Linked DNA regions of Homo sapiens: region 1 is linked to region 2. Evidence: chromatin loops called from intact Hi-C (ENCODE). Cell type or tissue: gastrocnemius medialis. All regions are shown on one strand. Each heading gives the region's core, and the rest is flanking DNA. Links, peaks and the distances in the headings are about the cores only.

Region 1 (16,729 bases), core at 6,966-14,965, 100 kb before region 2:
TCTTGAGAGCGGGCACTAAAGTTTGGGGAACGGGGAGGAAAGTGAAAGACAAGGAAAGTTTATATCAGAGAAGACTCACAGAGCTTAATAAAAAAAAAGTTCAAGTAATGATATCAGACTATAAATCCATATGTAAAATTTGAAACACCATCTCCTTGCCCCCAAGAAGGAGGAAATCACTATTTAGTACATAAATCTGGCCAATTTATGTAAAACTGCATGCTCTCTCTCTCTCTCTTTCTCGTTCTCGGAAAGAAGTCATAAGAGGTAAGACATTATGTGACATTTTTATTGACCAAAAGAAAACCAAACTAATGTAGCGTCATGTCAAAAGGTAATTTTTTTGCTGTTACACACCTCAAGCCAAAAGGATTGCAAAGTATTTCACATACACACTGCTCTCATACTCTGCAAGCTAGGTAGCAGAAAGGACAGCTGCCAACATGGCACCCCCCATGCTCTAAGAGGGGCACAGTTACTAAATTTTAATTTTTGCTGCCTTTACAATATTTTAAGTTTGAAATGGAAAGTACACAGATTCTTTCATTAGGGAAAAAGGGGATGGTGATGAAATAGGGTGGTTGTTAATCTGAATTAAATATTTTCTTGTTTTCTTTTTTCTCTGAAGAGGCAAAATACTCCAATTATGGCTTAACGGAAGTTGTTACTCAATGGGAACAATCCATTCACAGTGGTGAAGAAAACAACATAGGTACCTTCGTCAGTTTGATCTGGTCTAAATGGCATTCTTCCCTAGAGCAGGCAGAGAGGTGAGCAAGATTCGATGGACTTTCAGAACACGTCATTGACAGGAACTTTCTCTCTCCTCTGATCCCAACACCATAGGCCCGGAGGAAGGCAATTTTGCTCTTCTGAGTGGGCCGTGGTCACCAGGGAGGCTTGAGAGCATTCGGTCTCCTCTTTATCTCTAAATAAAATAAGACATCTGGCAAGCTCTCTTGCCTAACTAACACCTTAAGCCCAGACAGAAAGTCATCTGGCATCTACCCAACTTCTCTGAGTCACTGAAATGACTTGCTTAAGATAACCTGGTCAGAAGCAGCTGCAGTAAAACGACTTACTCCTCCTATACAGCAACATCCCCTGGGCACAGATTCCCTCCTTTCATGAACGAAGGTGATTCACTCCATACTCACACCCATTGCTCAGGCCAAAGTTGGGTTAAAAACAAAATTAATATCCAGCATCTTCTCTTAAAAAAAATGTTTCGATAAAATGAACTTCTCTGTCTTGCTTGCCTAACAGAACATGAGAATTGTGAGGAAAAGAGTCTCTAATTTTCCTCCACATTGCTAACAATCTTTTTGCATTGTCCCTAGACAATCTAATACTTAGCATACTTCTCTGCAACCTCTTAGTTCATGTCCAGGCCTTTTATGCCAAACCAATCCATTACACTTTCTTTCTAGAGCCAAGAGGAGTGGACATTTGTTTTTTTGGTCACTCAGTGTACATACACCCTACTTCCTGTAACTGCAGTCAGGGGAGCACCTGTCACTCATTCTTGGTCCCTGTGGCTCAAAGGCATCACTCCATCCAGGCCTAGAATGGTCAGTGCATGATCACACTTTCCTGGGTACTGCAACTGGGTCCAAGGTAGGTAAACGGCCAAGTCAGAGCCCATAAGGAGCAGTGAGTTCGAGCAGATACTTCTAGGAAAGAGACTTTCTTTCTTCCTGTGCTGAATTTGAGAGGGCAAAGAGGTTAGAGCTGTGCCTTCATTTGCTACAATATAGAGTCTGTGATGAAAGCCACCCCAGCAGGAGGAGTTTCTGAGAAAGAGAGAGTAACCAGGTCCTGAATATGCTGTTAGAGCTCTGAATACAGGAAGGACTGAAGCAAGCCAATTCCTGGGCTTTTCAAAGAGCCATTAATCCTCTTTTTATCTTAAGGCAGGATTTTGCAACCAGAACGGTCATACCTGGCACTCCAAGTATCATCCCAGAACTCTGTTTTCTAGATGCTGGCTATATTTACATGCTCTCTCCTTTGCATGTTAAAATGATCCTCCTCTTAGAGTCTCTAACAAATGTCCCCTGGTTGAAGCCATCCTCGTTCATTCTGTTCAATCCAATGGTGAAGCATAAGTTCTTCACATGTTGACAGCATCTTCTGTATCTTTCTCTTCTTCCCATTCATCCTTTTTCAATCCAGCAGTGATTTACAGAGTGCTCAGTACATGCTCTTAGAAGGCATGAGGGATGGGCAGCCTCAGCCTGAGCCTCAGCCCCAGCAAATACACATAATTGCAGAACAGGTGGTGTTCACCAGGACAGGAGAATGCAAAAAGTGATGCAGAGCACAGAGCAGGGGTCCTGGTTGGAAGGACTGGGGCTCCTGGCATGTCTCCAGCCCTCCAAAGATCTTCCGTAAGGTTGGACGTTTGAGCAAGAGAGCATTTTCCATCTTCCCTCATGCTCACTTTTCATTCTCCTTATATATTGAGAGATGACTACTTTGGAATACAGAAGAAGTATCCCAGGCAGAAATTCATTCCACTTGGAACATACATTTATGAGTATATCTACCATATGCCTGGTACTTTCTGGGACCTGAGAACAGAGTACCTTAGTGTCACAGAACTTATGCTCTAGTGGGACAGACAGGCCACAAACAAGTAAAACATAAATATCTAATTGATATCAGATGCTTAAAAGAAAACTAGAGCATGGTAGATGGATTAGAGCATGGTAGAGGGATGGAGACGCTTGGCTAGAGTTGACGTGTGGGCCTGTCTCAGGTAAGGTGATGAGAGAAAGCCTCTCTGAAAAGAATGTCATTTTTGCAGAAACACAAATTAACTGAGGCTGTATGTCACATGGATAGCTAGGGAAGGAACATTTCAGGCAGAGAGAAGCGCAACTGCAAAAGTCCTGAAAGATCCAACTTCTCCATCGGGCGCTGTAGACACAGGGCCTATAATACTTTTAGGGGCACACAGAAATGCTTTAATTCTTTCCACATCAGAAGAAAAAATGAACTTTCAGGTCCAAAAAATGTTTTAGTACATAATATGTGTATGTTCATCTTTATACCCATGCAGTGGTAGAATATAATTTTGATTTTTTTTTCTTTTATACTGGAGGAATAGGCCCAAGAAAGTCACAATGCAGCTCTGGGCTTGTTAGGAGAAGAGCAAGGCTATGTGACCAGAGGAGTCAGGGTGGAGGGATGGTGGCAGGAAGTGAGCTCAGATGTGCAGGCAGGGATACAGGCAGGTGGAACATCAGGTCTGGAAAGCTAGATTTGGGAGGTAGGCAGCTAAAGGGGGAGAAGAGGGGCAAAGAAAAAACCTGAGTACGCAGAATTTTTGATGTTGCTAGAGTCCTCAATTGGAACATTGAATATTCCTGACCACTTTAAGCAAGGGGCTTCTAATGACTTTTTAATTTTTCTGCAATTTAAATGAATAACTTCTTGTAGGTTACCAACTCCACCTGAATCTTGAGATCAGCTTCTGTTGCATCTAAGCTTGATGTTTTCCTTCTGACCTTCTACCCTGCTCCACTGTGGAATAGAATAGCGACTTAGAATGATGTTGAGGCATTTTGCGATATTCAAATGCCATAAAAATGTGGGTTGTTGTCAGGATGGTTAATAATAATAAGTAATAATGCTTCTGCCCATGGATGGACTTCGGCTTAGAGACAAATAACCTTTTTTGCTGGCTCGCCTACCTTGTGTCCATACCCAGCATAATCAGGAATCTCTCAGCCACAACCAATATTTCAGGATTTGTCAAGCTGTGTTGTGAACTCATAACGTTTATGACACTGCTTGTAGCTTCTCATTTACTAATACCAGCAATATTTAAAGCTCTTAATAGTAAAGGCCTGAGCCGCTTGCTGCATCATCCCTTGGCTTTCCTACATCCTGTTGAGACAATTGAGGTCATCTCTCATTTTCTATTGTGCATACTCATATTTAACATGACCTAGTGGAACTGGAGCCTGTGCCAGCAAGCTAGGAACTCCCAGCATCCCCCAGACCTCTCAAGGTCCTTTGCAAAGCTGGTTGTTTGAGCAAGGAAGCCTTTTTTCTGCCTCTCTTCTTAGAAGGAAATAAGTTGGGATGCCTTAAAGTCTGTGAGGTCAAAAGGGCTCACAGATTTTGTCAGAGCTTCTTTAGGAAGTCACTTTTTATTGCATCCTCCTGTATGGTCAAATACCAAATTTAAAATCATATAAAAGGGCTTCTGAATTTTAGGGTTAGGGAGGACTTTACAGGAAGGAGGACAATCAGTTTTAATGATACCTGGGGGTAAGAAGAGCTCTATTAAATGCCTACTGTCCCAAAATATAAACTTGTAAAACTACATTTACTTTTGTAAATGTTATCAGAGAAAGTGATGGAAAGATGTAAAGAAAAAAAATTGTTTTAGCGTCTCTACTTTTTGAGCCTCATCTGATTTCTGACAGATACAGCTTCCAGATGGAAAAGCCTGTGGATAAACCAAGAAGCCCCCTTTAGGACCCTTTTCAACTACAGGTTAATTTTCAGTGGAAACTCAAATTCACCCATGTTGCAGTTCCAGAATTCAGAAAGAAATGAAAGTGTTGCTGATAGTTCTGCTTTGAACATGTCTTATCATGGAATAACAGTCCTGGGCATCTCTTTTTGTTTGATTATTTTCTTCGACATTATCATTTGCAAATAAGTGAGCCATACAAATGATGCTAGAACCCCAATCCCTGAGGGTCCCTGAGAAAATGAGATGCAGCCTAAAATACCTGAGTTGTGAAATTGGAGAAAGCCCCCCAGCAGCCTGGTACTTAGAGTGAAGGAGGTGATCATCCTGCACTCCTTCACCTGTCCACTGCATCTGGTCCGGGTGCAGGGCACGGTGAAAGGGCAGCTTCAGAGGAGAACAGCAAGGATGCAGGAAAGGAGAATGGAGGAGTGCGAGGGCTGCTCTCTGCCAGTATTTGGAGGATAGTCATGTAAAAGAGCAAACCTATGCTCTGTGGCTTCAGAGGGCAAAATAAAGCACAGAGAGTAGAGAGTGAAAATGCTAGATTGCCTTATTTCATTTTTTTAACTATGGTAAAATAAACATAATAATTTTCTATTTAAAACATTTTAGGTGTACAGCTCAATGGCATTAAGTACATTCACACTGAGGTACACCAACTATCTCCAGAACTTTTTCATCTCCCCGAATGGAAGCTCCATACCCATTAAACAATAACTCTCAATTTACCCCCTTTCCCAGCCCCTGGCAACCACCATTCTACTTTCCATCTTTATGAATTTGACTACTCTAAGTATCTCATATGAGTAGAATCATACGGTATTTGTCCTTTCATGTCTGGCTTCTTTCACTTAGCATAATGTCTTCAAAGCTAACCCATGTCATAGCATGGGACAAGATTTCCCTCCTTTTAAGGCTGAATAATATTGCAGTTATGTATACACCACATTCTGTTTGCTCATGTATCTGTCAGTCAGTGGGCATTTGGTTTGTTTCCACCTTTTAGATACTGTGAATAATGCTGCTATGAACATAGATAAACAAATATGTTTGAATCCCTACTTTCAACTCTTTTGGATATATACTCTGAAGTAGAATTGCTGGATTACATGGCCATTCTATATGTAATTTTTTAAGAAGCCACGGTGGCTGTACCATTTTATATTCACAGCAGCAATGCACAAGGATTCCGACTTTTCCACATCTTCAGCAACACTTGTTATTTCATGCTCTTAATTTTTCAGATAGTGGCCATCTAACGGGTATAAAGGGAAATGCTAGATTTTGACTGACTCTTAAGAAACAATGATCTCACAATACGATCTGTCCAATTAGAGTCTGCCTCATTACTAAGTATGATCATATCAGAAGTTAGTCTAGATAAATGCAAGTCTAGTTCCAAAATTGAGAGTCTGTGAATATGTGACACAGTGGTATTTGAGGACCTTATTATTTTGTCTATTTTCTGGTCTGATGCATATAAGATAACGCATGAATTGCAATGGTTGGTTGGGAGTTACATGTGTATAACACATGATCATCACAAACTGATGATCAACAGATCTGACCTGCAGATACATTTTGTTGAGTATATATGTCCCAAAACTTGGAGATTTCTCGATAAAATTTAGATATCCCGCTTCTCCTATAAGATGGGAAAACACAGCAACAATGGGCTTACAATCCCTGGAATGAGAAACAGGAGGTTCCCTCCTCACTGTCCTGCTCAACAGTGTGTGACCTGCTGCCCCAGCCCGGCTGTGCATTTAAACAAGCTACCCAATTATAAACAAGTGGTAGATGTCGGTGACTTATGTACCTTAGGAGCTTTCCATAAGATACAAGCCCTTTGACCAAAGCATCTGAAACAGGAGAATATTACCACATTAATCATTTTTCCAATATTCATATATTTAATTACTTTGTTTTGTTAATTTTTAAACAAAAGTAACCAGTAAAGTCTAAGTCGTTACCCTTAGAGCCTTTTACAAAAATGGTCATCACTTGCCATTATGATATTTGTTCCATAAGAGCAAGGGCCGTGGATATTTTCTCACACAGTATACTCAAAGCCTAGGTTGTATGATAACATTAGCCATTACTCTGAGTACAGAAATATTATTGTTTGTTGTTTTTAATAAGTTTTGAGTATATTTTGTGGTGGACTGAAAGCAGTCATCCAAATCAGTAACAGGATGACACAGGTACTTAAAATAGTGTGTGATTAAAACCATTCATTCAAAGCACATCAAGACAACAAGACCTGTTTTGTGACTTTAGTTCTTTCAAGGGTAAGACTTGAACCCAAGATTGGGTTAAACATTATCAAAATTTGTGTATGTGGGCTTGTTTTGTTTCGTTTGGTATAAAAATCATTTTCTGAATTCAGAGAAAGTGCTAGTTTATAAAGTAAATTTAGTTTTTGATACTATTATTCCAGCTTTCTTTTTTCTTCTTTCTCTTTCCTTCTTTCTTTCAATTTTTAGTTTTCCTTGCCTATCTGGTTTTTTTGGACAGTGATAAAGAAGTGTTGAAAGGGAAGAAGTAGTCCTCATTCAGAACTATAGTTTTCCATAGGACTATAATGTAGAGTTGAAAGTAATCCAGTGTGGGTTATGATTTATGTCAGATGAATGCCAGATAATTCTGGGTCATTTATTTTGTTTCAGGAACAACAATAGGGGAAGGAGAAGGAGAAGGAGAACAGGTGGGTTTAAAAAATCAAATCACGAAAACCTCAATAAATGTTTTATAACTGAAATTTATAACTGAATGAATGCCACAATGCCTAAAATTCCTGCTGTGAAAGTTACTGCTGTGGGATAAAGCATGGGGAATCCAGAAAGCAGAGGTAATATATTCAGATTTTTCCTCTAGCAGCCAAAGCAAATGAAAATGTTTCCCCTGGGAATCTGGGGATAGAGCCTGAAGAAGGTTCTGGGCAAAATTTCTTTGAAACCTTGCATTTTGACTTAAAGTTCATGCAGAGTTTGGACCTCATGGCATATCCCATGCCGTCAGGAGCAGCAGCATATACCAGCTACAGTGCTTAGATTCAGTTAGACCCCACAGCAACCTCATGTAAGGGAAGTACAATATTGTCATTGTCCTCATCTTTAATGAGAAAAACCAGAGTACATGGTATCTCCATACATATCTTAATAAAAGTACATTTTAAATTATTTCAAAGTTAAATTGCTTAACTTTCAACAAACGTATCAGCAAAAGGAGCATTCCAGAAAGATGGCCATATTTATTCTATGACATCTTTTACTTTCTGGGTATTTCAAAGGTATCCCTGTTGGTAAAAGAGGATATGCTATTTGTATCACTGAAGACATTGGCATTGAGTAGCTAACTTACTTTTGTTGCGGTTCAAAAAAGTTTTAAATTATAGTAATAATATATGTTTCACTGTTAAAAACTTGGAAAATAGAAAAAAATGAACTCTCGTTATCCTGTTAGCTATCATTTTGGTAGAAAAAAAGCATGAGGAAGCCTCGGGAAATGGAAAGGAAAAAAAAAGAACAGTTATATTTTGAATAAAGAAAGATTATGGGACCATCTATCAGGAGAGGTTTAAGTGGGACAACACAGTGGTATTTCTGGTTGCTAAAAGGACCGGTACTGCTGAGAGAGCAAATGGCATCAAACATTCCAGAAGTGGAGACAGGAGAAAGGATCGAGGAAACATCAAGGAAGGGGTCTTGGAGATCAGTGTTGCCCACTCATCAGTTTTGCTTACGTCACCTTAAATTTGTTCAGAGCATGGACCTGAGATGGTCCTAGATCCTGTGGCACCAAGGCTTTCCTTTGGGAGACTGACTCTACCTGATCATTACTCCTTCTCTGCACCCCTTCCCTGCCCTGCCCCCTGCCATAATCATCTACTAATGATGTACTTCGAATTTGTCTGAAGCCTAAATTACCTCTCACATAGCCTCATTCTCTGTTCTCAGAATTCCTGACTAGCCTGGAGAATTTCTGTACTTTAAAAAAAAATCATCCCAATTTTATGGGAAATAACAAAGAAGAGTTAAGTAAAATAAGCCACGGAGTTCAGTAAACTCCACAGGGTCAGGGGTAATATCTCTATTTGCTCACTGTGGTATTCCCAGTGGTTTTGGCCAGTGCCTGGCCCATAGTAGGTGTTCATTAGATATTTAGTGAACAAATGAAAGTACATTGTATCAGTCTGGGTTCAGGCAGAGAACAGAACTCATCCCTCATGATTCAAATGAAGAGGCTTTAATGAAGAACTCCTTACATAGTGGTGGGAACTCCTTACATAGTGGTGGGGTAAGGGAACTAATGAGGGCTGAGAGGCATCCAGGAATCACCATCTGTGGAAGGCAGTTACCAGCGCTAGGGCTGAACGGATGAGGAGAGGAAACAGTGTATTCCAAGTCCAGTGAAGTCTGCACTGTGCTAGAGGCTGTAATCATGGAAGGACAGAATTACAGCCAGAGACAAAGCATCAAAGCAGAGAGGGAGAAGAGAAGAAATATTCCCACCCTTCTGCCATCCCACTCTTCTCTCTTACAATTACCTCCTGTTGCCTGAATCCAGCTGTATATCAAGCCAGCCAGGGAGCTTGGGTGCTGCAGTCACTAGCGGTCAGTTCCTGGGGCAAAGATAACAGGGTAGAGAAGGGACAACAAGCAAAGGAGGCAAATGTGGCGAAACCAGCACAATGCTACTTCACTAGCACACGGGAAATTCAATGTCCATTTCTGCATGTTTAGGCTCTGGTTACTCTTAGAGATTACTTTGTTCTCTTTAATAATGTAACAATTGATATATACATGGGAGCTTATACTTGGTTTTCAGGAAACTGGAACCAACATTTCCTGGGGAGAGCACTGGGGCATCTGGGTCTACTCCTTCCCTATTAGACAAAAAACAGTCTCTTGGCATTTAGGACATGATGCATGGCCCATCTGTTCCTCAGGCTTCTGCCTGATTGATGTAGGGAGAGCGCTGTGGCTGTAATTAGGCTGTCTATAGCCCTCAAGTGCAAGTGGTCTAATTATGTGGCCTTGAGCAATTTCTTGCCTGGGTTATGCCTCAGTTTCCCCAGCCTTAAAGTGAAGAAAATATGGTTCACAGAGCTGATGTGAAGATGAATTAAATAGTCCTTGCTGATATAGTATGTTCCTTTTTTTTTCCTAGATAGAACTGTGTTGACACTCAAACACAAATACTGCTGAACACTTACATTATGCAAAAGTCACAACAAAGCTTCTCACGGACACTGCACTAAGAAGCGAACTCTCCAAAAAGCTGGGATATGTGAAAAATCAGTCAGCAACATAACCTTCCTCTAAAACAACAAGCAATCTGGCACAAATGAAGTGTGAATCTCCTGGGGTGCAGAGGCATGACCTTTGGAAATTAAGGAATTCCTGCAAAGCCTGTTGTCTGTTTTTCGGGACATCATTAATAGGAATTATATGGAGCCATTTCTGTGTATTCTGTGGGCCCAAGATGTGTGCCAAAGGAGCCTAGGTGTATGAGGCTTTTACACAATCATACTTATACTTGCATGGTGCAGCTTCTCTATGCTAGCCTAACTGCACATTAACTTGTTAATCTGTTCCCCAGACTCTGTTTACTGAAAGGATACTTGCTAGACCAGTTGTGCTTCAGACTCCAGGACAAGGATGTGAACTTTAGTTTATCCATTCTGTTCCTTCCTGTTATTTTGGGCAATTTGTAGGAATCATTTTTTTGTCTCAAACACTTCACAAAATTCCATTTCTCTCATTGTTCCCTGAGTGCAGTGTAAAAGAGGATGAGGTTTCAGAAGTTGCCTCTGTAAAAGCACCCATCCTTCTAGTGTGAAAAATGGCCCATGGACCTGCCATCAGGGAGCTGGGCTGAGTTGAGTGACTCATGGTTTTTGCTTTAAGAGTAAGAGAGTTGCAATGATACATTGACACTGGATACCTATGAACTCCACTGAAAGACTGCCTAAGACAATTGGCCAAGACTAAGTGTACCATTGCCCAACACTGAAACGGGATCTGAGCTTAGGCTACCTTCTTTCATGAAGGTATGAACACTTTATTTTGAAATGTCCACAAGGTTTCTTCTCAGAGAATGTAATACCTTTTTTAGGGCTTCCAGTTTTTTATCATAGTATCTATATTCTCAAGATAGAGTTGATCTATATGGTTTGGGGTTTCTTTTTGGTAAATTTTAAAGTTTCTTTCTAATCCCAATAGCTATCCTTCATTCACATTTAAAATGAACCTTCCAGGAGCTAGCAAACAATATCAAACCTACACTAAATTGTCTACACACAATATTTGAAAGCACTCGATTCCTTAAGTTTGTATATTGTGATTTCAAATGCTTCTACATTCTGGCTTACAAAATTGGTTTGCTTAAATACTTTAGGATGCATAAATATGCCTTTACAATGTCCTACATTTAAGCTCTAATTTTCTGGAATAGCCAAGAGCTCACTAGTCAGAGCTCAGCAAGCAGCATTGCCCAATGTTTTAGTTACTCTGACTCCTCATCTGTGGAATACCAGGGCAAAACAAAGTGATCTGCAAGGCACTTTCTGGCCATAAAGTTCTGTGGCTCTAATTCGAAGCTCTAATTTTGCCTCTTTACTAAAAATATTAAAGTAGGAAATGAAATGATGTCAAAGAGGGAGTGTATAATAGTTAACTCCCATGGCATTGCCATTTGTTGCTTTATACGAAAGGACTTTAAGTCCAATAAAAAGACATAGCCAAACTCTAGCACCAAAAGGACACAGATGGAGCTCAAGGTAACTTGGTCCTACCTTCCATGAGATAACCAACTACATAAAAATTGGCATAAAAATGGGCAGTGGTAGAAGTGGAATTCCAAAAATGGGGGTAGACAGAGGTGACCACAAATGGCAGAGACAGTAATCATGGAGGAGAAGATATAAGAGAAACGCACAGGAAATTTTTTTATTGGTTTCTGCTCCCATTGTACTTGCTGATCACCCAAAATCATGAGTCTGGGCATGTAGTAATTTTGTATTTTGTTATTCTTATAACCATATTGTAGTCTAAGGAAGATGTTGCTTGACATGTACATTGGGTAAACAACTTTGTCAAGATGCCATGGGTATGTGAACCATAGTGGGGGAAGAGGCTGGGGGAAGAACGTACAAAGGGACAGAAAGATGTTGCAGAGAAGCTGAATCAGAGCTGCCAGGAAGAGGGGCCGTCAAGGATGCCACATGCAAGAGGGGACTCACAAGGAGGCAGCAGTATGATTTGAGGCAGTTCAGAGGATGACTGGGCCAAGCAGCAAAGAAGTACATTGCACTATCAGACAAATCAGTTCAAAAATACATGAAAGTGGGGAGTAGCTGCTTAGGGGAGTTCCCATCCATGCAGATTTAAGAAAAAGGCCCAAGGAAGAGAAATGGACAGAGATGCTAAGAATCATGGCATGTAAGGGTTCGGAGACAAGAGTTTTATTTCATATTGTGGTTTAAGTTAGGAGTAAGCAAGGAAGAACTGAGTGGTTTTGAGCATCAGTGCTGACAGGATGAACCAGGTGAGGGAAACACACCACAGAAATCTGGAATTTGACCAATCTAAATATGACTTTGTACTCTGAAACATTCACATCAGGTGTTGGAGGTGAAGAACTATTGGGACGATATTTAGGGAAGGGGCCCAAGCCCATGGGTTAGAAGAAAGATATCCCAAATGCCCAGAAATGTTTCCTTTGCTGATTCCATCCATTCCCATGAAAGTACATATTACAGTAAAAGCCTACCCCTCTGTAAAGGATGGCAGGTCATCGTCACCAGATAGTGATTTATAACATGTCAAGTCCAGGCCAGGTGAGACGCCAGATCCATGTCTCTGTTTTGGGACAGGCATTCATTATTTAAAATGTCAGACTTGGAGCACATTTGGGGTAAAGAGTATCTCTTCTTAACTCTTGAGGCAGATGGTTCATACCCTGGGAAAGAGAGAGGGACCCTCGCTGGTTTTACTTTCCTAGAGGGTCTGAGGCTAGGAGAGACTTGGGCCTCTGTTCAGAGTAACTGGCCTCTCCACGTGGCTGGATAACCTGTTTCAACTAGAGTGGGTGAGCACCCTCTTCTACTTCTTGTATCCCATAAGGGATCTCATCAGAGGAGCTAATCTTGGGGTACACAAACTAACTCTCAGCTCCAGGGGCTTAGTGGGCTTCATTTTATGAAGAGGGTAAGCATGTTTACAATTGGATTCCAAGACCTCTGGTAAAGCCTCCATACCTGTCATTTTTCTCTTTAACTGCAACTTAATTTCTATGGCAGTGGTTCTCAAACTTTTTGGAATCAGAATTCCTTTATACTCTTACAAGTTTTTGAGGAGCCCAAGGACCTTTGTTTATATTGGTTATGTCTATTGATTGTTACTCATTAAAACTGTAGAATTTTTTAAAATTTTTATTAATTTATACATAATCAGAAACAATGCAAGTTAATACATTTTCATAAAAAGTAACTATTTTTTTCAAAACAAAACATTTCATAAGGAGATGGGCATGGTTTTACGTTTCTGAAAATCTTTGTAATATCTGGCTTAATAGGACACAGCTGGGTTCTCATATCTGCTTCTGCATTCAATCAATTGTGATATGTTGCTTTGGTTAAAGATGTACATGAAAGAAATCCAGTTTGATAAAGATACGTAGCTGGAAGAGGGTGAAGTACATTAATACCCTTTTTAGGTAATTGTGGATATTCTTCTTTGATACTACACCAGAACTTGATGAGTGGTAGTTTCTTAAAGATTACTTACAGTATAGAATCTGAAACCATATCAATGAATTTTTCATATTTTTTCACATTAAAACCCACTGATCTATCTTGTGCTTTGAATGGATCTTGTATTACAGCATGATTTGGTAACAGCAAGCATTGGTCATTTGGAAAATATTGGTTCACTGAGCTTTGCGGCTCTTCCAAAATCTTGAGACAATATCAAAAAGTTACATTTATTAATATCACCACCCATTTCATCAAAAAGGCCTATAAGTATCAGGAAGCTGTTACATTAATGGTGACGGATACAAGTTATCTAAGATTCTAATTTGTACTTGTAAATGCAAATATTGTCACTGCCAAAAAATAGTATGCATTGTTTTCTTTGAAATTTCAGGCTAACCTCATTTTTTTTTTTGAGAAATACCCCTCTCAGTTTGTCAGTCAGTCATCCTTTCAAGTAAAAATAGCATTCCATTAAAAAGTGGCTATTTCAAACAATCTCACAAGTGATTTTCCTTCAGACAACCTATGTATTTCAGTATGCAGCAGAAGTGCTTTATATGTATCTACCTTTTTGTCAACAAAGAATATTTAAAAGTCTTGTACTTAAGGATTGAGATGTAATACAATTAATAATTTTTACTGCTCTATCAAGGACATTCTTAGATGAACCTCCCTTTTTCCTTCCTCTAAGTGCATGATGGTGAAGAATAGGATCACTATTATACTTTTTGGTGCTCTGCCCTGATTAGTGCTAAGATGTGGCATTTTTACCCACCATTGCTTTTGCATCATCAGTGCAAATGTCAACACAGATAAAAAGACAAATAACATCTTACTGTTAGTATGCAAGTAGTTCTGACCTCATGGACTCTGGATAGTATGAAAGTAGTTTCGGACCTGCAGACCACACACTATTCTAGGGTAAGTGCTCCCTTTGTCTACTCATCGTTAGCAATATTTGAGCTTGAATAGATTTCACTTCTGTGAGAGTGTTTATGAAACTTCTTCTTAGAGTGCACAGTTTTGAGAAAATCTATTTTAATTTCACATTTGAGAGGTAATGGAGATGGGGGTGGAGAGAGTACTATAATTATTAAGATAAAATATGCTTTTTAAAGCTTAGTCCATGGGTGGGGTGAATCAAATAGAATATTCCAATCTGATGAGTATGGCCAACAATAATCAAAGCTCATGGTTCATGGGTATATATATCCCAAAAGCATACATTTCCAAAATTATTTATGCATTTGATTTTGAAATCCATTATCGTAACCCCCAAGTATTTATTTTCCTAATGTTTTTGTTAGTCTGACATTAAAATTAGTTTGTGTTCCCTGAGCATACAGCGATTGAGGGTGAGATGCAAATGACCTTGAAGAGTGTTTTATAGCATAAAGGTACCAACCTGAGATTGAAACGGAAATTGTTCTGTCCTTATTTCCATTTTCTATTGTTGTGTACTATTTCAAATAATTTTTGGAAAGAGGTGGAGGTATGAATAAATTCAATTTAAAAATGCTTTTGGCTGTTGATAGAACACCTATATAATTAAAAGTTGACAGCATTTTCCTGCATGCCTTTAAAAGGTCGCAGGAAATGTACTCTGCTTTGAGGAAAGGCCTAAAGTGTGTTTTCAATTATAGCAAACTAAACATTAGGAAGAGTCCTAGCAATTCAGAAAAGGTAGTGGTGTGTCTATGCAGAGTCATAATCCTGAACACCCTAGCCAAAGGTTCTGAGAGAGCAGTGGTGAAGTGTGGTGACCATTTTGTTCAGCTGTAAAGATTCTACACACTCAGAGCATTGGTCTACTTGGAAAGGATGGGCTCTAATTTATCATTAATATATTAATTTCAAGTCCAATGTCACCGACAATAGTCAAAATTATGGCAAATTGAATTTGACCTGAGTGGAAAGATAGTTATATTTCAAATTATAATGCAGGGCAACCTAACTACCAGTTTTTTAAAACCAACATTTGAGGAAGAACTGGTTTAAGGATGATGCTCCTTTTTTTTTTTTTTTTTTTTTTTTGAGATGGAGTCTCGCTCTGTCGCCAGGCTGGAGTGCAGTGGCCCGATCTCGGCTCACTGCAACCTCCGCCTCCCAGGTTCAAGCGATTCTCCTGCCTCAGTCTCCCAAGTAGCTGGGACTACAGGAGTGTGCCACTACATCCAGCTAATTTTTGTATTTTTAGTAGAGACGGGATTTCACCATGTTGGCCAGGATGGTCTCGATCTCTTGACCTCGTGATCTGCCCACTTCCGCCTCCCAAAGTGCTGGGATTACAGGGTGCTCCATTTTAAACTTGACTGCTCTCTGTTTTGGTTTTAGATTGAATTCATGCAGGTGTTTCAAACCTCGCTTTCAATAGCATTACTTGTTACTGGGAAGCTAGATCTTTTGGGGGGAGTTGGCAGGGAGGGGTTGAACGTGAGATTTCTCTATCAGTGAAAGACATCTTTTGGGAGATACAGCACTCTTTAAGCTTCACTTATAAAAGTGTGCAATATAAAGCCTTATTATTATTTTTAATAAGGCAAGTCAGAATTTAACCCCCATGGCTCTCTTTAACACCACTGAAGTTGTAAGAATTAACTCAACCTCAAAGAGGCATGAGTTATCCATGTAGGCTTATAGAGTGTCATTTTAATGTTCTATGTCTTTACTGTGCCTCCACTTTCTTTGATGAAAAGGTCTATTTAAAAATTGGTAGGAAAATATTTAACATAATAAGATGATGAGTCAGAGTTTTAAAAAAGCTAAAAAGGGAAGATGTAGTTAAATAATGCACCTTTTTATTTTCTAGCTACATGACTCATGACATATAATGTATTCTGCTAAGTTCAAAGTTTCCTCTTACAAAGAGAGTTTTATGAAACAACTCTTCTTCAGACCATTTTTATTTCAATTATAGTAGCAGGTTTTGGAGTTTAAATCATTAACAACCTCTGAGTGAACTTTTATCCAAATGACTGCAAGTCACAAAGAGAACAGTCCTCTTTCACCAAGTACCTTTTGTGCTCTAGTGAGACCCGTCCTTTTCTATTTTTCTCCTTTATGTCTCTCTTTGAAGAAAGATGTGTGATTTGTAAGGTAATGAAAGTATGTATCAGTTAATGAAAACTGCTATATTGGGCTCATAATGCACACTGGAATTGCTTCAGGGTAAACTTCATATACCTGCAGTATATAGCAGGGGAAAAAGTGAATTTCCGAAGTAAAGATTGCTGTGTGCACTCTAGGAGTATCACGTAGCAGTTAAAGCAACCATCAGGGGTGACCTAATCTTATTTTCCTCTCTTTGTCAAGTAGCTGTAATGTTCATTTAGGAGCATTTTTCAGTTTTAACTCCAGTGGACACTCCAAAACTGGGCACTTATTCTGTCAACTGTCAACCAAGTTATTGATTTCACCATATGTTGTCTTCATTTTTTTTAAATTAGTTTTTTTGGAATGTTTTTGAAGAGTGTGTG
Region 2 (8,000 bases), core at 1-8,000:
CAATTTCTGAGTTAGCCCAAGATATGAGCTTTACAGGATGATCAAGAGCAATACACATTTTTAGGATGAACAACTAGGAACAGTAGAAACTAGCTGGGAGCTACCAAGCAGTCTTTAAATCAAGGAACTTTGCTTTCCTGAGCAAACAGAGAAAGATTCTTCCTGATGGGAACAGTTGCTGGGTTTTGTGTTTCTAATTCTTGCAACAAAAGGTACAAGATATTTTTCTTTTTGATGTCTTATTAATCGACCTCAGAGCATCATCAGGCCTGTGGACAGTACTCATTTAAACTTCAACCTGAGGTTTTAAAAAAATATTCCATTAATTGGAGTTTAGGAATGTCAAATTTCAAAGAGCAATTAAAACAGAGCCAGCTTGCCTCACACTGGGTTTATTTTATTTATTTATTTATTTATTTATTTATTTATTTATTTATTTATTTATTTATTTGAGACAGTCTCACTCTGTTTCCCAGGCTGGAGTGCAGTGGCCCAGTTTTGGCTCACTGCAGCCTCCACTTTGCAGGCTCAAGCCATCCTCCCACCTCAGCCTCCCGAGTAGCTGGAACTACAGGTATATGCCACCATCCTCTGCTAATTTTTGTATTTTTTGTAAAGACAGGGTTTCGCCATGTTGCCCAGGCTGGTCTCAAACTCCTGAGCTCAAGCGATCTGCCTGCCTCGGCCTTCCAAAGTGCTGGGATTACAGGGGTGAGCCACCGTGATTCGCTCACACTGGGTTTATATAGTTTTAGGGAGAGGAACCTCGTTCTAATAGAACAGAAGAGTGGTATGTATTAGTCTTGTGTCTGTATATAAGTATACAGAGAGAAAATGAGAGTAGGAAGATGGACTGCAGATTGTATTGGGAAATGGCTTTCGGGGGATGGAAAGGCTATTTTGTATATTAAGTTTGATGCCCAAATAGAAGATGTGAACTCCCATGGAATCCATCCTGCCCCCTCCTACATCTAACCTTTAAGCTATTTAGTGTATGTGCTTGTGTCTGTGGGTCTAAACACTGATGAAATTGGACAGATTAGTAGACCTTGAAAGACAGCAGACTAAACATAAAAAAATATTCATTTTAATTTGCTGCCATAGGATTCTTGAAGTGTTATAGGTTAAGTCCCCTAGAGATGGAGATTCTCGTGGAAGTGCTTTATTGAGGGAATGCTCTCAGAGGAACCTGCAAGGAGGTGATGGGGGCAGAAGACGGAGGAAAGAGAAGGAGAAGGAGCTGAGAGGAAGGATGTGGTTTTAGCTGGTTTCTAACTAACTTCAGCTGCATCCCCCAGGAAGGTTCACTAGCTTCAAGTAATCCCCTGCAGGGGATGTATAACCTCCCATGTTAGGGGGTTCCAATGGGGACAGCGGTTCTCACTTATAGTTATCAGGCAACACTTACGCAAACTCCGGGGTAGGTGCATTCGTGCCAGAGGGAGGATCTGGGCAGGACCCCACTAGCATGATCTATGGAGGTTTCTGAGGGCTCTTTAAGATTACATAATATTTATACAACAAAAAGATGTGCTGCAAGACCATATTATTTTATGCTCTTTAGGTGTTCTCTAGGAAGAGGTAAGAGGAGGCCCCAAGTTGGCCCCATACAAAGATTTTAATGTGCCTCAAGCCTAAACTGCCTTGGCTGGAGCTGAAGCATGATTATAGGATAGAAGAGAAAAAAAATTTTTTTAACCATTTGGCAAAAATGATGCAATCCTTAAATTCTCCTCTTTCTGGGAGATTATGAGTAAGAGGAAATCCGAATTAGATCTTTTGCCCAAAGCAAAGGAAGAGGTTCTTCCTGTGAGCTCCCGGCATGATATGGTGTTTAGAAATCAGTGTTAAAGAATTCTTGGCTTATAGTTCTACAAAGTCCTCGGTGTGGTTTTTTTTTTTTTCCTTTGAGTAGAGGCAGCTTACTTGATTAGCCTATCCATAAATAGATCTCTTTTTTACCTCTCGCCTTATTACTTCAGGTGGAATAGAATAAAATTTTTATGCCAAGAAATCCTCTTTAACCTGAGTTAACTGATATCAGGAACAGAAAAAAAAATGCCAATTTTCTTTCTTCTTTCCTGACTCCTGTTTTAGAAGGAACTCTTACTCTGCAGGTACAAGATCAGTGTGTGGATTATGCTTTAAGGTGTGATTTGTAATACATTTCAAAAAGATTTACATCAAACCTCTGAATTTCTGTATCTTCAGATTTTTAAGTACTAATGGAGTGTTTATTTAGTAATCATATCTTCTGTGTTTGATTTCCTAGAAGAAACTGATCATTCAGAAGGACGGTTCATGATTGGAATCAAGTTCAGAATTTTTCGCACTTTGAGAATAGCTAGGTATATTTAAGGTAGTTTCGTTTGTAAAGGGCAGGCCTGAGCACAGCACTGAGATCAAACCTTCCCTTGCCTTTCTCATGCTGATGAATGCCTACGCTCCTCCACTCCTTGCCATCTCCTGATCCTAGGATCTGGATATCCAAGGACATGAGGTAGGGAGAAGAGACACAAAACTGAAGAAAGGAGCTGACTCTATCCCTGCCTCTTATAAACCCACAGCTTCCCTCACAATTGTTTATCGTTATTTATCTCGATGCTCATTTCAACCACAAGACTAAGGAAAAGTGTAGCAGCCCAAGAGGAAACACTCTGTAGCTTGGCATTCCAATATGTGCTTGCCAGTGAGTCATGGGAGTGCTGATGCCCGTGTCCTGCACCAAGAGAACACGAAGTCCACGGATGTGTGCTGTTAACTCTCCATCCCGTATGGGTTGGTGACTGCACTTTCCTCACCATCAAATCCTCCCTCCTCACACCTGTCCAGTGGCAGCTCTGCCCCTTGTTGATACCTCTGTTATACGAAAGGTAGATAAGGAGAGTGAAAATAATGGGAGACAGTATTCTTTGCTGGCAATTTTTTTAAAGGGGTTTAGGTGAAGCTAAAGGTTGAAACTAATAACTACCAAGTTTCTGGATCACTGGATCTCTACCTCATTTTTAAAAACTCTTATAATGGAAAATTTCAAACATATACAGAAGTATCTGTCATCCAATCCAACAATCATCAATTAATGATTTATGATGTTTTATCTATCTCCCTCCTCTACTTCCCCCTCCCTGTAGATTATTTTGAAGCAAATCCCAGACATCATTTTAAGAACTGGTTTGAGAATGCCATTTTTTTGTTTTGTTTTTTTTTTTTATCCTAAGAACTTAAACTCAGCTGCTTAAATTAGGATAATCTTCCCAAAAGTAAAGGAGAAAAACAATCCACCAAGGCACACCGTGTAGCCAGGCAGAAAAATCAATCTACTTAGCAGCTTGAATGATTGAATCATGTGGTCCTGCTCACCAGTGCCTTAACCTTGTCCCTCCACCCTTGTTTGTGTCCTCATCGGGGCACTTCCCATTGAATCAGTCCTTTAGATGCAACTTCACCGTAAATGCTAAAACAGCAGTCTTTTTCCTTGTTTAACCTCAGAGTCTAGAAAATTCAATGCAAGTGTAAAGAAGGCTGTGGGTCTCCTTTGAGATAGTGTGTGGACTGAGTGTTGTTAATGCCACTCTATCTGACAAATGAGATGAGGAGAGAGTCCCGGCCAGACCCATGAGAACAGAAGGACCAAACATTTCAGACTAATAAAATCCTGATTTTTCTATTTCCTTTCCCAGCACAAGCCTAGGTTCTACAGGGAGCAGATAACTAGCTATTATGATCATTTGGTAGATGAAAATACATGAGGCATGATATCATAATCAGATCTCAAAGTTTAATGGAATAAAAAGAAGATCTACATCCTTTGACATGGACCATCACCCAGCCAGATGCTGGATAAGATCGAGATAGGAAAATGGAACCCTAGAGTAAGAATCAGATAGCTCCTGGCAGGTGAATTGGACATGCTCAATGTTGTGTAACACCATGAACTTCAAACAATGGCTGCCAAGAACCCTCTCTTGGTTATTTGTTCTCTCTTTTCTCCATTAATAATTCAGTGTCCATGGGGGTATAAAATTGCAGGCCTATAACAAATACTTTCTCACACCTGGCTTGCTTTGTTCCAAAAGCAAGGAAGAGTTTGCCTGAATTGTTCTTTTCTCCATTACTAGACAAAAAGCAGAAGTGGGAAAATCAGAGAAAGATAGACTCATATCGTGCTGTGCAGACCAATATTTAATTTGCCCAATTTTCAGAATTTGAAATGCAGGCTATTTTTCTGTGATTTAGATAATGGCACATAGTGTTTACTAAAAGACATATTCACTTGGAATCATCCAATGTAAAATTTTCCTTTGTGATGGTTCGGATGCGTGTCCTTAAATATTTATGATTCAGTAATAGAAATTGCACAAATTTGTAAAAGCATGATGTGTTGCCTCAATTCGCACAATTTTCCCTTTTTAGTTCTTTGGAAGGAATAAAAGAATAATGCTATATTACCTTAAAAAGTAAAATATTACTTTTAGAGAACACTGAATTAGACAGAAGCAATTAAGAAAAGAAACCAGAAACAGAGCAAATGAAATTGATATCTAAGGAGGTCTCCATATATTCTCTTTACCCTTTACATGTTGTGACTTTAAAATTAAATGCAATGAGCATTCTATTTCCAAAGAATGGAAATTGCTACTAATTTCACAGAGTCCCTTCAGTTAGGACATTCATTTCTTTTTGGTGAAGTCAAGGCTGTTTTGGGGCCTCATGGTGCCATTGTACATTTTAAAAAGACTCCCTCCCTTAGTACACTGCCATCTACTGGAATATTGTCACAATAAATCTGATGTCTGTGACGTTAATCATGCCCCTCTAGATGTGGTGCTTTTGTGCAGTGCACAGCCTACACCACTATCTGCAGCTGCCCTGACACACATGCGGACTTGAGAGTCTTTTCATTGGCAATACATTCTTTGCTACTTATCTTTGAGCTTCTATTTTTCAAAGAAATTAAAACTGATCCTTGAAAACAATGGAGATACACACACACAGAGCCTGAAATTACTTTGTGCATTGTTGCCATTTGGATTTGTTTTTCCTTCCCATTTCACCAAGCCCTTTCTCAGTACTTTGTTCTATTCCTCTACTCCATTGTCCTATAGATATTTGCTCTCTACCATTTTTCCTCCCTTCGTGACATCTATACCGAAATGTTATATTGGAACGATATGCTTCCAGAATGGTTCTGTGTTGTGTTACTCTTAAGAGGCAAATTTAAATCTCCTTTTCAGGATCTGAAGAGGGCTGTGCCTTTCTTTTCATTTCCCATGGACACTCCCATCTTTATTTCTACTGGCTTGCAATAGTATTCTCTCGTTTTTATAACTCCTAATAGTCAGGAATGAAGTGTAAATTGGTAAGTCTCTGTCAGTGGACATCCAGAGACTGTGTTCCCCTCTAGCTGCCTTTGGCAGGTTATGCAAGAATGATATAACCAAAAAGTAGGTGAGGCTTAGATGCTGTTCTTATCTGGAATTTTCTCTGAAGAGTGTCTTCATGATTGTTAGTAGAAATATATCAAGTCTTTCAAGGGTTGGCCTCTGTAAAGCAGCCCTCTTGCATGATGCAGTGGGCCAGGAGACCATCCACATTTCACTAGCATCGTCTGTAACTTCCACATGACAGAGGCTTGCATCACTGCAGAGAAGACTAAGTTCATCCGTTCTGAGCTCACCTCAGCAGAAAGCTCAATGTCTTTGTTTGTGTATAAAGTCAGATTCCTGCGGGAGATCCTCCACAAGCTGACATTTCAAGTATCCGGATGTGCAGGGTTCACTTCCTTGGTCTGCGGTTGGCTCTGGCACCCCCGGTCTGGCCTCTCCACTGCAGCGGCCCTCGACAAGGCCTGGCATTGTGCTCCTTGTCCCGAGAAGTTTCCGGGCTCCACAGTGCATGAATGCTAGAGCAGCAGCAACAGAAACTTGTTCCTTGAAAACTCAGTGTTAGGTTGTACATACTGGCCCACCTGTAAGACAATCTGAAATAGGAGGCATTTATACTTTTCAAAGAAGAAAATACTAAACATGAAAAATACGTATATGTTCCTAAGATGCTGTATTTTTCTTCTACAATATTGCATACAACCTCTTCCTTCCATAGCTTTCAGACTTCTGAAACTGAAGCAGACTGATACTGAGGGTCATAATTGAGATGTAGTTGTTTCTGCCTGTGTCTTTTACAATTGTCCCTCAGAGCTTTCTCTTTAAAAGACCGAGTCTTTTCAAAAGTAAAAGATACTAAACAGTAAAATTTAATGGTTGTTTTTAACTTTTAAAAGTAACTTATTTCCAGATAATATAGGAGCACATAAAGAAAATGTATTTTTAGTCCTACTACCTAGAGACAGCCACTGCTAAGTTGGTGGTGTGTATCCTTGCTGGATTTTTTTTCATTTATAACTGAGTCCTACTACATATACAGTTTTATAATCTTCTGTTTTCACCTAACAATATATAAGATTGTCCATTTTTCCATGGACATTCTCAATGTTATTCTTTTAATGTTTGCATAGTATTCAGGTTTGCCTGTGTTATAATTTATTTAATCAGTCCCTTGTTATTGAATATCAAGGGTCCCCCCCCAAAAAATTGTTAATATAAACAATGGTGGGATAAAATGACTTTTCATGCGCGTCCCTGTGAAGAGACCACCAAGCAGGCTTTGTGTGAGCGACATGGCTGTTTATTTCACCTGGGTGCAGGTGGGCTGAGTCCGAAAAGAGTCAGCGAAGGGAGTTAAGGGTGGGGCCGTTTTATAGGTTTTGGGTAGGTAAAAGAAAATTACAGTCAAAGGGGTTTTGTTCTCTGGCGGGCAGGAGTGGGGGTCGCAAGGTGCTCAGTGGGGGTGCTTTTGAGCCAGGATGAGCCAGGAAAAGGACTTTCACAAGGTAATGTCATCAGTTAAGGCAAGGACCAGCCATTTACACTTCTTTTGTGGTGGAATGTCATCAGTTAAGGTGGGGCTGGGCATATTCACTTCTTTTGTGATTCTTCAGTTACTTCAGGCCATCTGGGCATATACGTGCAAGTCACAGGGGATGTGATGGTTTGGCTTGGGCTCAGAGGCCTGACATTCCTGCCTTCTTATATTAATAAGAAAAATAAAACAAAATAGTGTTGAAGTGTTGGGGTGGCGAAAATTTTTGGGGGGTGGTATGGAGAGAGAATGGGCGATGTTTCTCAGGGCTGCTTCAAGCGGGATTAGGGGCGGCGTGGGAACCTAGAGTGGGAGAGATTAAGCTGAAGGGAGGTCTTGTAAGGGGTGATATTGTGGGGATGTTAGAAGAAACATTTGTCGTATAGAATGATTGGTGATGGCCTGGATACGGTTTTGTATGAATTGAAAAGCTAAATGGAATAACAGAAGGAGAAAAACAGGTATAAAAGGTCTAAGAATTGGGATGACTCAGGATATCTGATTAGAGAGTGCTTAAGGAGATTCGGCATAGTCCTGCCAGCAAAGATTATTTATTTACTTCAAGAGTTTAGAGTGGCAGTTTGGGGATAGCACCAGGAGATATCAGCTGTGATGCCTTGGAAAAACAGTGTAAACCGGCAGTGTAAACAAGAGCAGGGCATGTATGAGTAGTTGAGAACGGTGAATAGGAGTATGACTAGACAGAAAATAGTAGGGATGACAAGTTTTTTTTTGGTGGGGGGCACAGTCTAAGTTGGTCTGGTGTCTGGAATGAGACTGGGGCCTAATAAAAAGGAGCGTCTATACAGGAGCTTAAATGGGCTGTACCCTGTAGCATTCTGAGGACAGGCCTGAATTCTGAGAAGGGAAAGTGGTAAAAGTATTGTCCAGTCCTTTTTAAGTTGGTGGCTGAGCTTGGTGAGGTGTGTTTTAAAAGACCTTTACTTTAGTCCATTCTACTTTTCTTGAAGACGGAGGACCATAAGGGATATAAAGGTTTCACTGAATACTAAGAGCCTGAAAAACTGCTTGGCTGATTTGACTAATAAAGGCTCGTCTGTTATCAGACTGTATTGAGGTGG

Evidence for each region. Peaks named below come from ENCODE experiments on the same cell type or tissue, not always from the same donor. Only the 100,000 strongest peaks of a DNase experiment are listed, where the experiment ranks them.
Region 1: a loop joins it to region 2, with 2.4 times the contacts of the local background. A loop is called at or near these places in 31 of 110 quality-filtered maps.

Annotation. Positions count from the first base shown.
Region 1 is chr4:145,939,344-145,956,072 of GRCh38, reverse strand. No RefSeq gene overlaps it. Among named protein-coding and RNA genes, the nearest start is that of ZNF827, 8.9 kb to the right of the region's middle. RefSeq lists an enhancer at 215-1,414. In gastrocnemius medialis, for the core only: no CTCF peak of the experiment used is centred there; a DNase peak (open chromatin) is centred at 10,482; H3K27ac peaks cover 2,192 bases.
Region 2 is chr4:145,837,129-145,845,128 of GRCh38, reverse strand. All of the region lies in intron 7 of ZNF827 (zinc finger protein 827), which reads left to right. Among named protein-coding and RNA genes, the nearest start is that of ZNF827, 98 kb to the left of the region's middle. RefSeq lists enhancers at 6,259-6,782, 6,783-7,307. In gastrocnemius medialis, for the core only: a CTCF peak has its summit at 4,750 (motif pointing left); a DNase peak (open chromatin) is centred at 2,728; H3K27ac peaks cover 2,010 bases.